Regions from separate parts of the Homo sapiens genome. Here region 2 is linked to region 1. A link is a loop called in an ENCODE intact Hi-C map of the cell type or tissue named here. Cell type or tissue: Calu3. All regions are shown on one strand.

The links. A loop is a pair of places that touch in the nucleus more often than their neighbours do. Peaks named below come from ENCODE experiments on the same cell type or tissue, not always from the same donor. Only the 100,000 strongest peaks of a DNase experiment are listed, where the experiment ranks them.
Region 2: it touches region 1 in a loop (4-fold over the local background); 8 of 110 quality-filtered maps call a loop at or near these places.

Annotation. Positions count from the first base shown.
Region 1 is chr2:137,673,596-137,678,595 of GRCh38, forward strand. It overlaps THSD7B (thrombospondin type 1 domain containing 7B), which reads left to right. Exons shown (of 28, transcript NM_001316349.2): 28 at 2,929-4,123. The coding sequence ends at 3,010. Among named protein-coding and RNA genes, the nearest start is that of HNMT, 290 kb to the right of the region's middle. In Calu3, no CTCF peak of the experiment used is centred here; a DNase peak (open chromatin) is centred at 2,546.
Region 2 is chr2:137,465,461-137,470,460 of GRCh38, forward strand. All of the region lies in intron 15 of THSD7B (thrombospondin type 1 domain containing 7B), which reads left to right. Among named protein-coding and RNA genes, the nearest start is that of HNMT, 500 kb to the right of the region's middle. In Calu3, no CTCF peak of the experiment used is centred here; a DNase peak (open chromatin) is centred at 2,001.

The DNA of each region.
Region 1 (5,000 bases):
GGGAGAAAGGAAAGCAAGCCAGAGGTTCTAAAGACAAGCCTCCTAGTTGCTGGCCTCCTCAGTGTTGGCCTTGCTGAGTGCAGTCTTGCCCCTCAGCTCCTCCTCCTGAGGTTCTTTTTTACTGGCCAGAAAGCCTTGCTAAGCTGCTATTCGGCAAAGTACTACCATGTTCAGTGGTCCAGAGATTAATATTTGAGAGGAGGCTGATCTATTCAAAGCCATAAAACTTCTCAGATCTCATGTATTCGTAACTGTGATTTTGGTGTCTGGCAATTGGGAGGTTGCACAATATGAAAAGATGCTTGATAAATGAGGTCCTAATCCCAATGATCCCCAGCACACCACATGGCCCACAAAGGTCCAAGGCCTACCTATTAGTAGCCCCCGCTGGCCACAGTGTCCGTGATTCCAAACATGGTAAGTGGTATAAACATATTTGTGTAAATTTTGAATAGAATATTCCAAGCCTAGATCATAGAGGCTGGCCAAGTTGACGTGTCTCCCAGGTGATAGTATTGTCTCTTTATAGAGATATGACCACCTCTAGCCGTTCTCCTGGCTTTGCATTCTCAACTCCCCAATGCTTAGGATTGTCTAATTTCTCCTTGCCCAGTGGCCTTTAGCAAATGCCCATTAAAGGTAGACTGCCAAAATCTCTGTTTTGGAAGCAACTACATTTCTTACCCCTCTCTTCTTCTTTGCTCCCTTCCCGCAGAAAAAAGAAAACCAAGAGAGGTGGGAGGGAGAAGACTCCTACTGTAATTTCAGATGAACTTCCTTGTACTCTTTTTTGCCATTAAGACAACCCACCCCATCACCACCACCACCATCAGGTTTTACAGGCTGTCACTTTCAGATTGCCTCACCCTCTGGTGTGTGCATGATTTCTTAGCACCTTTAAATGCTGTGGAATGGTATACCCAGGACTCCATGTCAAGTGGGGTTCATGCCAGAGCCTGAGCCCATCAGTATAATTAGAGTCACTGGAACATACTTAGTATAGATAAAGTTAAATTGAATGTTATTCAGATAATTAAGCAATACCCTTTTGAAAATTGGAGAGGACCTGGAAAGCAGGAAATTGAAGGCTGAAGCTCCCTCTGGAGAATATTCTGAATCTTGTTTTTGCATCTCCGCAGCTTCTCTGGTTGGAAGTTGTTTGCCTGCAGCCATCTCTGCCCAGCACTCAGCATATTCTCAATGAGCACCCGCTGCATGCCAGGTGCTAGGGTGGGGGGCACTGAGAGAATCTGCAGTTCCTTTTAGGGTTTCTGCCAAAACCATTTTTAATTTATTTCTTTAACTTGTATGATTTGCTTCAAACATCAATCAAAAAAATAATTTTACTCCTCAAATTAAAACTTGAGCATTTTAAACTAGGAGTTTCTCCCTACAACCATTTTAATTTTATCAACTTTTTATTGCAGTAAAATTCACATAACATAAAATTCACAATTTTAGCCATTAAGTGTAAGAAGCCAGACACAATAGACCAGATACAGCATGATTCCATTTAAGATATCAAAATCTATTTGGGCAGAAAGTTAATTGATGAATGGCTACCAGGGGCTGAGAGCAGGGTGAAATGGGGGAGGGACTGCTTGGAAGAGTGCAGAGTTGCCTTTTGGCACGATGAAAATGTTCTGGAGCTAGATAATGGTGATGGTACACATGCTGTGACTGCCAAATGCCACTGAATTGTATAGATTAAAATCTTTGTTTTTTACGTTAGATTCACTCAGAATACAAAAATTAATTCATATGTGCAGACAAAAAATGTCATTTCTACCAAGTGCTAAATGAATGCCATATATATATATATATATATATATATATATATATATATATATATGCGGACAGTGTGGTGAAAAGGTTAAAAGCTCAGGTCTGTGTGTTAGATTTGCTTAGAATTCAGGTTCTGCCACTCACTCAGTGACCTAAGGGAAGGTAAACAGCCTTGGTAGTCCTTCTCTGTAAAGTAGCAATAATTCTAATGCCTCCCTTGCAGGGTTGTTCTGGGATGTTTTGAGAGATTTTGTGTAAAACATTCAGCACAGATCTTGGCACTTAGTATGCATCGAATAAGCAATAGATGCTAATATAATATAAAAGCATGGAAGGTTGGAGACAGGGAGAGAGATGAAGCCGGGCTGTGTGGGCAGGGCAAAGCAAAGACCTTGAGGAGAGAGGATAAGTGTGGTGGTGAGAGAAGTTAAGTGGCAGAATTAAAGGTTACAAGCATTTATAAATACAAGTTAAGATTTCCCCATACTAAGAAACAAGAAGTGTACTGCAGGGTGTTTTGCCCCATATCTTGGGCATCACTGTGTGATTTGGGAATGTTGTTAACTTAAGCTTTTCTCTCCATGAGAAGGAAAAGCAGCCTTCTCTGACCTGGCAAAGTTGTGGACTTCAGGTAAAGCAGAGACCAGGTGAGAATGGCTTTGCACGGAGTAGAATTGGTTAAATTTTCCTGACACACTCTGGCATCTTGGCAGCTAAATGTCAGGTTCCAGGTCAGAGCAGAAGTGTGTTTACTTAAAAACAAGACCAGCAGGGTGAGGCCTGGCTGCTCCAGCTGCTTATGATGTTGAGCATCTGTGATGTGAAGGTCACAATAGCTTAAAAATTAGTGAGAAAAGACGTTCCTGTTGTTGTGTATCATCAAGAATATAAAAGGAAAACAACTCTTCTACTAAGTTCCTTCATTCCACTAAACCAATTTTAAGATTGTGAAAAATGATGGCTTCTCCTTAACAAACAGAGGGTGAAAGCATTCAATATTCACAAAAGGGAACCCACACATCTAGAGAAATGAATCTTTTTGTCATTTTACCGCTTAAATTTCTGTATCTCAAAATTGTCTTTGGCAGATGAAACAGAGCTCTATGAACTTACTTGATCTGAGGAATTTTTTTCCCTTTGCAGCAAGAAGCCAAAACCACATCAAAGCACACCTCCCCAACAGAAGCCTCTGACCTTAGCCTACGATGGAGACTTAGACATGTAATCTGAAAAAGAAATCCAAATGTAGACATCAACTGCCTTAACCGCTTTCTCTTTTGTAGCTCTCAGACTTCTCAGTTTTTTGAGGAATCTCAAGATGTGATATATTGGGCAGAATACAAATATTGCAAAAGTAATATTGCCTCAACTTCATTTGGACATGGAGTCAAGGATTATTAGGTCTGCCATTTTGTTTTCAAGTTGTTTGTGGGTGTGTTTTATTTTTTTGGTTTTCCCAAGGGACCTGAAAACCCTTCTCTTCCTGTTTGGAACTGGGAGGAAGAAAACATGATGGAATTCCCACAGACTTGAGTAAACTTGATCTTCAGCAGCATAATGACAATCCAGAGGAAAATACAGTCAAGGCATTTACTCTAAATGACGAGTCTGACACTGCATTGTTACGCACTATATTAGTGCAAAGTCTTTATTCTTCCCATACTTCAACACTGAGTTTTCTAGAGTTTACTTTGGTTTAAAGACTTTCAAATTGGATTGCCTATTTTTCATGAACACAGAGAGAATGGATTACCATTTCAGAAATTCTCTGAGTTTTTAACCTTTAAATATTGTATTTTGTTTTGTAGCCAGGGGATGATGGCGCTTCATGGGTTGCAGCTACTGAAAATAGCAGCGTGTGTGTAATTGCTGGACTAGATGAAAGCTAGGTCATTTCTGAAGGGAATGTGTACTGAATGTTAGAGTGTACAAATGAAATATGTGGTTAAATTGGAGAATGAGGTAGATTATTTGATTACTAAAACTGTATTTTAACAAAAACTTATCCATGTAGATATAGCATTAACCACACACAGTTGTAATTCAGTTTAATGATGACAAACTCTGCTTTTGTAATTTCAATTTTCTTATCTGAATATTTATAAATTCTTCTTTCAAATTTAATTATCTGACCTCATTTAATATACATCAAACACCGATCCTGTTTGTACAAAGTCTTGCTTTTATAAGGTTTCAATAATATCTAAAACAACACATTAAAAAGCTGAGACCATTTTATGAAGATAATTGTTTGTAATCATAGGTGTTGAAAGTAAAAAGGTGCCATCTTGTGGTATTGACTTGTATTTATAACAAATAAACTGCTCAAGAGACTGCAGTGTTGGCTGTTCTAGATTTATTCACTTCTGAAGTGCCTTGCCCTTGCTTTGACAAAAACAGTATTAATATCAGTTTTTCAGTGTTTTGGGGGTTGACAGCTGCTATCACTGACAAAAACAAAAAAAGGAATCTTACCCCTCCACACTATCAGGCATACTAGGAAACAGCGCCAGTCACAATGACATAGAGTAGCTTTTAGGGAACATTTAGAGCTCAAATAATATTAGAAAAAACCGCTGTAATCATGCAAACACTGATATGTAAATGATGTGAGAGAAGGAAGAAAATGGAAATGTTAGAAATGTGACACAACGACCAGATTAAAGGATGTTTTCATTTACACTGTAACCTCTATTAACCATTTAACACCTAGGTAAGCCCTCCAACTAGCTGATTGTGTGCAATGATATACCATAATTTTAAAATAAGAAAGCAAAAAGAGAATACTTTACTTTATTTTACTAGTATACTTGAGAAAACAATTCCCAGAATTGTGCTTTCAAAAGTTCACTTTAGCTAAAGCATCAGTAGCCTTCTTAGTAGTTTAAGAAAGGCTGCTTTGGAGATCAAACCATGGCTAGGCCCTTTATTGCCTGTGTGACCCCGGACCAGGAATGTAACTTTTCTGTGCCTCAGTTGTTTGACCCACAAAATGAAGATAATAAAATTATGTTCCTCTAAAGTTAGACACTAATAATAAATGTAAAATCCTTAATATTCACCACATATCAAAAGTGCAATAAATATTATCCACAATTAATTAGTATTGTATATTCAGAGTTAGGACCCTTAGGTCATTCAAGTTTTTCATTCATTACAGATTCAACAATTATCCATATATTTAATTTGTGTCAATAATATTAGACTTTTAGTAC
Region 2 (5,000 bases), 210 kb before region 1:
AACTGTCTATATGTTTATAAATCTCCAGGTGATTCTAATGGGCAGATAAGACTGAGAATTGCTGTCTAAGGCAACCCCTTCATTCTGTCAATGAGGTAACTGGGACTCAGAGCGGTGATGTGACACCTAATTACTGACTAGAACAGGGGTCCTGACACTTGGTCCATCATTGTTCTTTCCTACTTTGAATACATCTTCCACCCTAATGAATGCAAGTGTAATAAGACATATCAGTAACATGGGTGTGTACTACATGTTCATTGTTCTTAGAGGCAAACAAGCCAGTAGCACTCTGGCTTCATCCTCTAATATTGCCGTCTGACAATGACTCTCTGAACCACTAATGTCAAGTGGCATTTACCATGAGCAAGTAATCTCTTTTGGAAGATGGTTTAACTGAACCTGAAGCTTCCAACAACTTTCTATTGCTTAGGTGGGGAAAGACCTTACCTGATGGCTGTGTATATTCCTCTGAATATGTGGAAAAATAAAATATAAGGTATTTCATGTTCCCATGGTTTGGAGTGGCACGATATGGTGGTAAATATATTTTCCTTTGCATTATTCATTAAATATTATATGTGTATCCTCATGCTATATAATTAAAAGCATTGCAAGTATTATGCAGGTGGGTAAAATGATATAAGTTTATAATATGGATGAGAATTTTGTAGCAAACAGTAATTTGTTCATAAGCCCCAGTAGCTTTCAAAAAGAGAAGTGGTAACAATAAAATGGAATTCAAGGTAACGGTAAATATTTTGGAAGACTTTAACTCAGTGTACTTGTGCTATTATTCATTCGTTCTTTCATTTATTCATCACACACTTATTTTACTCTACTGCTCAATGAGTTTCCATTGAGCACTGGCATTCCAGTTTTGAGTGGGAGGTCATAAAGTGTGAAGTATTGATAATAATGCTCTGGATCAAGCTTGTCCAACCCATGGCCTGCCTGTGGCCCAGGACGGCTTTAAATGTGGCCCAACACAAATATGTAAACTTTCTTAAAACATTATGAGATGGTTTTTTTTTATGATTTTTTTTTCTTAGCTTATCAGCTATCATTAGTGTTACTGTGTTTTATGTGTGGCCCAAGACAATTCTTCTTCCAATGTGGCTCAGGGAAGCCAAAAGATTGGACACGCCTACTCTAGATGCTTTGGCATCTGAGCTGCTTTACCTTTTTCAAATATACATGAAACCAGTTTGCACGCAATCAGCAAAATTGCCCTTTCTCCTCTTTATTAGGATGATTTGCAACTAAAAGAAACCTTAAGCCAAAATGGGCTTGAAGAGTAAGGAAATGCATTACTTCATATAGCAAGAAGTCCAGAGGTTATGGAGACTCCAGGGCAGGTTGGCTCTGTGGCTCAGCAATGTCATAAAGACAGAGCTTCTTTTCATCTCTGTCTGTTTTGTCATCTTCAGTGTTGGCTTCATCCTCTGGTTGTTAGCAAAATGGCCCAGCAGTTTGCAGAGTAGCCTCCTGAAGCAGCAGTGACCAAAAGAATAAGAGAGTGTTGCTGTTCTGGGAATCTTAAGTACAATAAAATTCTCCCAATGCCTCCCCAGCTCCCCCAGAAGCCTTTCCCTCATGCCTCACTGACTGAAGCTGCATGTATGTCCATTCGTGAACTACTCATTGGAAGAAGTCCTGGGAAGAGCTTGATTTGCTCAGACAAGTGGTTTCCAACCTTTTATTTCTTAAACTTCTTGGCACATATAGAAATCTATAATATTTGTCTGACGAACTGGGATACATGTTCAGAACTGCTTAAGGCAGCAGTGAACGATCTGAGACCCTAGGCTCTGTGGGGTGGTGACAGCAATGTCTCAGTCACACCTGGAATACATTTGTTATATACTGGTGTGGGAGGGCAGGACTTCACAGACTTTAATATGTACGTGAATCATCTGACAGATGTTGTTTCAGTGCACATTGTGATTGAGTAGGTCTGGGGAAAGGAGATAGCCTGCAATTCTAACAGCTGCCAGATGAGGGCAAAGCTGCTGGTCTGCAGATTACACTTTGAGATGCTAGTGTGTATTAACTAGTGGGAAGGTTTTTTCGTAGGCTGATCACCTAGGGTGGAATGCTTGTTGAGGAGTAAATAAGAATGTCCCCTATATACACTTAATGTTACTCTCTTTTTGATACCTAATTTGACAAAAGTATAATTAATTTTAAATAAAATGTTGAGATGGGAAAATTAAGTAATGTTTTAAGTCACATATCAGAAAGTCTCATCTGCAATGGAAAAATTGGCCTAATACTTTCTCTATGAGGATGCAAGTTGCATTGACCAGGGCTCTTCCTTGACACTTACATTTTTGGCAAAGGGATGATTCTATCTTGCAAGCTATTTTCTGTAAACAACCTTCATGCCTCACTCAAATGATAAATAAGGAAACCCCAAATCAGATAAGCAATACATGCATACAACACATGTTTCTCCTTCTGTTTTCTCTGACCTCTGTAACTATGTAAGCCTCTTTGGGTTATTTATGAATGATTTAAAGGCATAGTAAAATTATGCACATATTAATGAGTGCTCATAAGAATGCTAATGAAGAAAACTAAGCCTAATATTTTCTATAGATTTCTCCAGAATGTTTTGATCCAAGTTAAACCTTCTGTAGACTATTGAAGTTGAAACACCTTTTAGTAATGCTTGTAACAATAGCAGCTGGCAGGGAGAAGTAGAGCTGCATATTATTTTGCAGGAAAGTGAAATAAGAGCCTGTATTTATGAAAAGAAATCCCAGTGAAAATTGTCATTTAAGGAGATTTATATATTTAGATTTAGATATACAGTTGCTATAAAAAGTTTAAAAAGCCCCAGAGGGATGATACATTCAGAAGAGGTGAGGGTAGAATCTTAGCAAGTGCAAGGCAATGAGACATCAAACACTTAAAGCTTGGTTTAGTATGTACATACCCATCTAGTTATTTGCTATTGTTCTACTGTTTTGCATGTGTCTCTCCTGGTTTGTCCTCTAAACTTGAAGATGCTAGAAGGCATGTGTCTTATCTTCTATCGCCATTATGAGTCTCCAAGGGCTGAGCACTTGGAACCACATGAGGGAAAGTCTGTGTGCCTCCAAACAAAAAAGAAAAGAAAAAATAAAAGCTTCAGAGGCAAATAGATTTGTGTGTGTGGAGGGGTGGGGGGTGGGGGTGGGGGCGGTGGGTAGAACTTTTGACATAGTGAAAATATTACATTATTTTCTCTGAGTAAATTGAGTCACTGGAAAATAGTTAGCATGTATATTTAGATACTTTATTTTCAGATTCCGTTTTTGGCCTTATATGAACTTCCCTATGGATTCTTTATGGTGTTTACATTACCCTCTACATCAGTCAGAGCTAGAAACCAGACAGGAAGCATCAAGCCCTGTGAAAGAGAGTAAAAGGGGAAAAGTTTGATTCAGTCCTTTTAATGTATCGGTGTGGTCAAAAGAGATTGGACCTTTTTATTGACTACTGAATTGCTAATTCTGTGTATTTGTCAACTTTTAAAATGTTGGTTTTTATGTAGTTGATTAGGCCATGTCTATATGAAACTGAAACAAATGGCAAGTTCAATAAAGTCCAGGGAAAATAATTTATGAAAATAGAACATTTACTGGTTTGAATGTAAGACCTATCTGGATCTGTCTAGATTCTGGCTCCTCACCCTTGGGATTACAGGGATTAATATTTAAGTCTCCCATGTCTAAGAGATCAAACCAGAAAGGTAATTGAATAGAACACTGAATAATTCTGGCGAGAAAAATTAGTCAAGTTAGCTGCATAACGCTAAATAGAGATAGCGAAGTACTAAGAGAAAGAAAACTGAATAGAAATAGTTTTGTAATGTAAAAGTGAAATATGAACATTCTGAATTCAATATGCGATCCTCTTTGCATGAATTATTATCAGTCATTTGTAATGCACATTATTCAGAACATCGGAAAAATCTTTCCTGACTTATTTCTTAATTAAAAGAAATGAGCATTTTTAGTTTTTATATAATTTATATCATTTACGTGTCACAAAATTCCCATAATTCTGTTGGCCTTAATCATCAAATAAGTATTGCTGTGCTTAAATACAATCACTTTGCATCCCTCCTCTCCAGCAGATGTTATAAAAGAAACTATCACAGCTGGGGGAAATTGATATGCAAAAGTATAAAACTTAGCAGTGAAAAGATTAATTTTTAATGCCCTTGATTCTTGAAAACTTTAAACTTTTTTCACAGTAAGGACAGTGGTTTCATTGTCTGGTGGGCAGTGGACAGGTGATAACGTTCTGCTCTATTTTACTTTGTGATGAACCAAAGAGCACCGGTTGTTTCTCTAATGACTTTGTAAGAGATGCTTCAATGCTGAAACATTAGCTGCATCTTTTGGACTACTATGATGGGGAAGTGAGAAGTAGTTTTAATAACTTGCTAAAATTATCACCATTAGAGTGAATGAAGCACTAAAATATCCATACCAGATGTTTCAAATGGTTAGATTTGGGGGAAAACATACAATTAATTTACATTTTAGTACTAAGTACAAATTTTAATTTACTCTGATTAACTACTTTATAGCCCATCTAGAAGACTATTTGAAGGAGTTATGGAAAAGCTATAAAAGAAGTTGTAATTGAGAGATGACACTTTATTGGCATAGAAGCAGAAGAGTTTTATGCCCAATGCCCATATTGCTTAGAAGGTTCAAGTTTCACTTTCCCAGAACCTATTATTGAATTACAGACTTGGAATCAATATGGGAAGCAGATTAACTCACTTAATTACAACAATTTTCACCAAGGTTTAATCTCTTCACAGACCAGGTAAATGTTCTAATCCATGACCTTATACTTTGTCCTTACTATACTTGCTGAGCAAAAGGATAAACAGATTTCTTGTTACAAATTATTATAAAAGAGACGGGACAAGTGGAAATGGGTGGTTGAGCTCCTCAGCTTTCCCGTGGATGAAAACAAACAAACAAAAAACACTG